2 separate regions of the Homo sapiens genome follow, and region 2 is linked to region 1. The links are chromatin contacts, found by Hi-C or POLR2A ChIA-PET in ENCODE. All regions are on one chromosome and are shown on one strand. Each heading gives the region's core, a stretch centred on a gene start or an enhancer-like site at or near the end of the contact. The rest is flanking DNA. Distances are from core to core; before and after follow the strand shown. Region 1 overlaps LINC02660 (long intergenic non-protein coding RNA 2660). Region 2 has its middle 21 kb from the start of PITRM1.

Region 1 (3,117 bases), core at 330-2,829:
GAAGAGCAGACTGTTGTAGAAGTCATCAGTTCTCTCTGATCATAGTGTCCAAACAAAAACATTATGGGGGAAACTGGCCCCATCACTTAATTATCTCCCAACAGGTCCTTCTCAAAACACATGGGAATTATGGGAGCTACAATTCAAGATGATATTTGGGTGAGGACACGGCCAAACTGTATCAAGTCCCCAATTGAGGGCACCTGCTCCCTGTAGATAATGGCATTTCAGATCTACAATGTGGCATTTCCAGACAACTCACTCATTTACGCTGATTGGTGCAAATTTTATTTTAGCCTCCAAACATTTTTCTTCCCCAGTCTGTTAAAAGAAAACAAAACCAAAACACCTCTCTCTCTCTCTCTCTCTCTATTTATAGATAGAAACGCTTACCCATATCATAGCATCAGTATTTTGCTGAAGCCCTGGAGTGTCAGGCACCGTGTTAGGAACTGAATACAAAAATAAGATGTAAACCAGTCCCTCAAGGAATCTATGGGACTGGTAAGATTAGCTAACCGTGCACCTGGAGGGAATATACTTAGAAATAACTGCAAATTCTGCAGAAATGCTGAGGGGTTCCCAAACTCGTTTCTGTGAGGCCTGTTAATTGCTGAGTTGTTTTGTCTCTGGTCTGTGGAACCCCGATAGTGTGCCCTAGGTCTTTAATTTCTTCATCTCTAAAGAATAGTGTCAATGGAGTCATTGCATGTGTTTATTCATACTTCTCAATGTGGAAGAGAACTCTCTAGGGTGTAAAACCCTATCCAGGAAGCACATGACAAGTTGGAATCCTCAATGACATGGCATTGCTATAGTTGCTATCGGAACAATCTTTTCTTTTTTTTCTTTTTTTGAAACAGGGTCTTGCTCTGTCATCCAGGCTGGCGCGATCTCGGCTCACTTTGACCTCTGCCTCCTGGGTTCAAGCGATTCTCCTGTCACAGCCTCCTGAGCAGCTGGGATTACAGGCAGGCACCACCATGCTGAGCTAATTTTTGTATTTTTAGTAGAGACCAGGTTTCGCCATGTTGCCCAGGCTACTCTCGAACTCCTGGCCTCATGTGATCCGCCCACCTCAGCCTCCCAAAGTGCTGGGATTACAGGCGTGAGCCACTGCAACCAGCTGGAACAATCTTGATATTAGGGTGAACAAGTGATTTCATAGCTTTCTCTGAAGGAGGAAACACTGGGAGCATCCACCCGAGAATCAACACTGTGGATCATTCTGGGGAGTTAATAGTTTTGAGATGTGTCCCAAGATAATTGTTAGCTTGAATTACCACGTGGATGGAACCATGCTGATCCTAAGAGCCAGGTAATGGCCAAAGGTGCCATTCAGGTGAAATCCCCAGGTGGAAAATTCTTCCACTTCCAATGATAGAATTCTATTACTCTGCCTATAGTTTGGTGAAACAAGACTTTACAAATAGAGGACAAGATCCATTTTGCCAAGAACAACCATATGGATTTAACTGCTGCTAACAACCGTTAGGAAGGAACATCAATAAAAAGCAAGCCTGTGAGACAACTCCTTCCCCAAGGGGCGCTTGTTACAGAGCGCGGGCCCCAGCAGGCCTGGTCCATCCTCCACATTCTTTCCTCTCTGACTTATTTTTACTTTCTGTTTGAATTGGCTTGGTTTTATTTTGCCCTAAACTGTGTCTGTAGTCATCCCCCGACAGAGTTTTGAGAGTGAAAGTCCGATCTGCCCACGCTTCACAGAACTCAATGCGGAGCCTTCTCAGGAGTCACTTGACGTCAAGGCTGACTTTTAAATTTGCCAAAAAGGCATTCTTTGGGGAGCGGTCGGCACCATCACTTTCCCTCTTTAGAGAGCTGCTACTGGCTGCTGGAATTCAAAACCCACAAATTGCATTTCTAAACTTAATTCGATACATAGATGAGCGGAAAGATCAGACATTGATGCTATTGTTTTCAACCAAGATGTTTTACTATATCATTTATATTTTGTTTTTTTCTTCCCCCAGTTTTTAAACTTTTTGTTTGTTTGTTTTACAGGCCAAGCCTACTGCTGTTAGAAAACATATTTAGAAATCACTTGGTTCTTCCTTGCCTGAACATCATCTATTTAGTTAGCTTGTGTTGTTTAGATGTGCTTCAGATCTCAAAAAAATAAATTATGTTATTTGAAAGCTTGCTCTCTGCTTGTTTACACTATTAATTTAGAGTCCAGAGGAATCTCTAAATTTGCCTCTAGAAACCACATAATCACCTAATAATACCTTTCCTGACTCCACTTTCTGACACAAAGTGACTTTTGAAACGCTTCCATCTTCCCTTTCTATTTAATGTACTGCACTCCACTCTTTTTTCCTTTCGTTTTTTCTACAGTCCGTCATGGAGTATTTGTTTACCAAATGTTACTTTTCTTGGATCCAATCTATTTTTGAAGAGCGCAAAAGCAAACAACTGTTTGAAGCTGTCAAGCTTCATTTTATTTATGCATGAATAACACAAATAACTTGAAAATGACCTAGTCTGTTTTTCTCAGATTTAGATAGAAAAACTGCTTCCGGCCAATGTTTATGCCAATTTGTTCATGCCAAGTTTCCAGTTTCGGTGCCAACCGGTTTTTACAGCCAAGTTGTAAACCTTCGGTAAACATGGCTTATAATGAAAAGTGCAACACAGCCTGAACCCTGGCACCAGGGGACGGATGTAAATTTATTCTAAGAACAAAATTCTAACAGGAACAGGAGGGGAGCTAGGCTGGCTACAAAGTGTTCCCACCGTAATATGGAAAATGTACAGATGATGATATATTTGATTACTAAGATCCCATTAGGCCAATTTAGGCACTTTATGTATTTCCTTTGCTCTGGACGCTGAGTGGTTTCATGCTCAATTTGAAGCAACTGGCTCATTGTCTCAGGGTGGTTCTAGAACTTTGCCTTCAGGTGGGGCTGGGGAGGGAGCCCTGGCATTTCAAGACAGGAGGGGGTGATATGGTTGGGCTCTGTGTCCCCACCCAAATCTCATGTTGAAAGGTAATCCCCAATGCTGGAGGTGGGCCTGGTGGGAGGTGACAGGGCCATGGAGGTGGCTCCTTATGGTCTCACACCATCCTCCTGGGTGCTGTCATCCCTATCGTGA
Region 2 (3,117 bases), core at 195-2,694, 740 kb before region 1:
GGGACTTGCTCTCTCCACTTAATAGTATGATCCATTACTAAGATGAATTCACATCGTTGGATGCCAAACCAATAGTGTTGTTATTGGGTCATACGAATGTGAACAGAAAGCATATGTATTAGAATCAGTGAAATACAGCAGTTGAAAATCTTACCATATGTATTAGAAATCCCAGGTTCAGGGAGTAAACCAGGAGCAGGGTTTAACGTAACATAGGCATAATGAAATGAAATGAAAATAGTTTCTGTATAACTATTCCACAAGTGAATTTATAGATGGAATTTGGCTTTTTCTTTTTTTTTGAGACGGAGTCTTGCTCTGTCTCCCAGGCTGGAGTGCAGTGGCGCGATCTCGGCTCACTGCAAGCTCCGCCTCCCGGGTTTAGCCATTCTCCTGCCTCAGCCTCCCGAGTAGCTGGGACTACGGGCGCCCACCACCACGCCGGGCTAATTTTTTTGTGTTTTTTAGTAGAGACGGGGTTTCACTCTGTTAGCCAGGATGGTCTCGATCTCCTGACCTCGTGATCTGCCCGCCTCGGCCTCCCAAAGTGCTGGGATTACAGGCGTGAGCCACCGCGCCCGGCTGGCTTTGTTTTAAAAGGGGCAAATAAAGCCAGGTGCAGTGGTTCACACCTGTAATCTCAGCACTTTGGGAGGCTGAGGTGGGTAGAAAATAACTTCCTGGATGACAGTCATTTCCAGGTGGCTGAGGGACCCCCCCACAAAAGTCTCTCACTGCACTGAAAGGCTTCCTCTAAACTTGAGCTCAGCAGTTCAAAAGCAGCTCTGACTACATAGTGAGACCTCGTATCTACAGAAAATTAAAAAAGTTAGCTGGGTGTGGTGGTGCGCACGTGTGGTCCCAGCTGCTCTGGAAGCCACTTGAGTCCAGGAGGTAGAGGCTGCAATGAGCCATGATCGTACCACTGCACTCCAGCCTGGGCTACAGAGCAAGACCCAGTCTCAAAAATGGGGCAAATAATATATTTTTAAAATAATTGTATTTCATCTCACTGATAACAATAGTTTCCCCCTAAATAGAGTTGAATTCCCCAACTCTAGCAGTGTTATGACAGGATGCTGCCACTAGGTGGCTGCCTTTCTTCTAACTTTGACAATTTCCTTGGCAAGGGCTCTGCGTTGAGTAAATATGTCCTTCACATGGTTTATTTATTTTTACTAAAATTGCTTTCATGACAGTTATTCAAACTCACAACCAATTCATACTGCTAGGCTGGCATTTTAAACAGGAAGAGTGAAACAGAGCCACTGTCGCTGGAAAGGGATGGAACGTCACGGTGCGCTCTAAAAGGACAGGGGGCTTGTGCGGTGCCCTGTTGTAAATAATTTGTAAAGAAATGCGCGGCGCCCCTGTTGGGAATTGGAGCTCTGGGCGTGGCGTCTGGAGTGGGTGTGTGCTGCTTTTGCTTCCGAGACATTCATTCATATTTCCCCTCTTCGTTTCACTCGGCGCGAGCCCTCCTTCCTCTGCCTCCTGCCCCAGACAATAGCTCTCCATTCATAGCACGTGGCCTGGACTCACCTCTGAGCTGGAGGCCTGGCCCATCAGAGCGTTTCCCTGCCTCAGGCTACAGTGATTGGATAAGGAATGAACAAATGACTAAGTCAGCAAAAACTCAATTCTAGAATTTTGGGGGACTCTTAGGAAAGTTACTTTTATTTTTCACTTGGGTTTCTGAGAGACAGACTAAGCCTCCCCGAAATGAAGCCGTGGAAAGCCAGGCAGGGCAGGAGAGGGAAGGACGATGGTCCCATGCTCTGCACCCTCTACTCACCCTGCCTTACGCCATCTTTACTCCTGGATTTTCCAGTTTTATAGCTTTAAGCTGGTTTCTTTCACTTGCTGCCCAAACTCCTGAAGATATAAAGTCAAAAGGCAAATGCCATTTGACTGGACTACCTTCTAGCTATAGTTTTGACAAACCACTTTTTGTGTAGAAGGGCTACCCCTCCAGTAACCTTCCCTCACTTTGTAGTTTTCGGGTGCCTGGTGTGTCCTGGGTAAGAGAAGAGTGACAGCAGCTGGTTTGAATGACGCTTTCTTAGTGGACGCCATGGACATGGTGTCCATGAGCACCACAGAGTAAACTAAGGGACCTCTCATGTCCACCCAAAGGTGTGTTACTGCACAGAGGTTTATGCAATGCGGCTTTGCATCACCAGACAACCCCGAACTCCATAAATAGCAGCGAGACACGTCAAGAGAAAGGGGAGTAGGGAAGCCGAAAATATGTCCTTTACATGTGGAGAAACATGGCTTCTGGGGTCACCTGTCTGTGTCTCCCTCACTTTAACTCCTGGCAGTTGATGGACATTGGAAAGCCACCATCTGCCTTCCAATTTCCAGGGAACAGGAATCTTGTTTCCACCCACACAATGCATTGCCAATGTTTAGTATTGAGAGATAAAGCCTTATTAGGAAACAAGAGAAGTTTAAAAATAAAGAAAAAAGAGAAAAACGAAAATATCTTCTGAATATCTATAGTTCAGTTTAACACGAATTCAAAATAATATGCAACGAATTCATGATATTGAGATTTTCAAGTATCCTGGCTGGGCACGGCGGCTCATGCCTGTAGTCCCAGCACTTTGAAAGGCTGAGGCAGGCAGATTGCTTCTGCTCAGGGGTCTGAGACGAGTTTGGACAACAGAGCGAAACCCTGTCTCTACAAAAAATACAAAACATTAGCTGGGTGTGGTGGCACATGCCTGTGGTCCCAGCTACTCGGGAGGCTGAGACGGGAAGATGGATTGAAGCCGGGAGCTCAAGGCTGCTCTGCGCCACTGCACTCCAGCCTCGGTGGCAGAGCAAGGCTCCGTCTTAAAAAAAAATTCTGTTCAGGGAAACAGGGAACAATGAACTGATTAACTCCACTTCTACCCTCTTACTGTTTTTTCTATTTGTCCTCACTGAAATTTGTTACTCTGTCCTCTGACTGGAGGCCCTGGTGGCTCCTGGGCTGGGCTGGGGCCCCCTGTGTGCACAGACCCCTTTGGGAAATGGAGTGGAAACCTGAGAGTTTGTGTCCTGAAGAGTCAGATGGAAGCTCAGGAGCCAGCAGACACTGAGCACCTGTCTTTGTCACCACACAGGGCT

What was found. A loop is a pair of places that touch in the nucleus more often than their neighbours do. ChIA-PET counts read pairs that join two places held with the same protein, here RNA polymerase II (POLR2A). Pooled maps may share reads with other maps.
Region 2: a loop to region 1 is called in a pooled map, with 3 times the contacts of the local background. The contact joins two enhancer-like sites. A Hi-C loop is called at or near these places in 1 of 168 maps with a recorded cell type or tissue (endothelial cell of umbilical vein) and 7 of 50 pooled maps. POLR2A ChIA-PET finds 5 or more read pairs at or near these places in 4 of 52 experiments (Panc1, activated CD4-positive, alpha-beta T cell, activated CD8-positive, alpha-beta memory T cell and 1 more).

What each region holds. Positions count from the first base shown.
Region 1 is chr10:3,933,657-3,936,773 of GRCh38, forward strand. It overlaps LINC02660 (long intergenic non-protein coding RNA 2660), which reads left to right. Exons shown (of 3, transcript NR_183984.1): 3 at 2,023-2,156. Among named protein-coding and RNA genes, the nearest start is that of LINC02660, 23 kb to the left of the region's middle. RefSeq lists enhancers at 1,518-1,707, 1,748-1,797, 1,818-1,867. Within about 2 kb of position 1,580, at least 27 of the 41 ENCODE cell types and tissues checked have a DNase peak (open chromatin) inside an H3K27ac peak, as active enhancers do; they include endothelial cell of umbilical vein, where a contact is called at or near this core.
Region 2 is chr10:3,191,947-3,195,063 of GRCh38, forward strand. No RefSeq gene overlaps it. Among named protein-coding and RNA genes, the nearest start is that of PITRM1, 21 kb to the left of the region's middle. Within about 2 kb of position 1,445, at least 3 of the 41 ENCODE cell types and tissues checked have a DNase peak (open chromatin) inside an H3K27ac peak, as active enhancers do; they include endothelial cell of umbilical vein, where a contact is called at or near this core.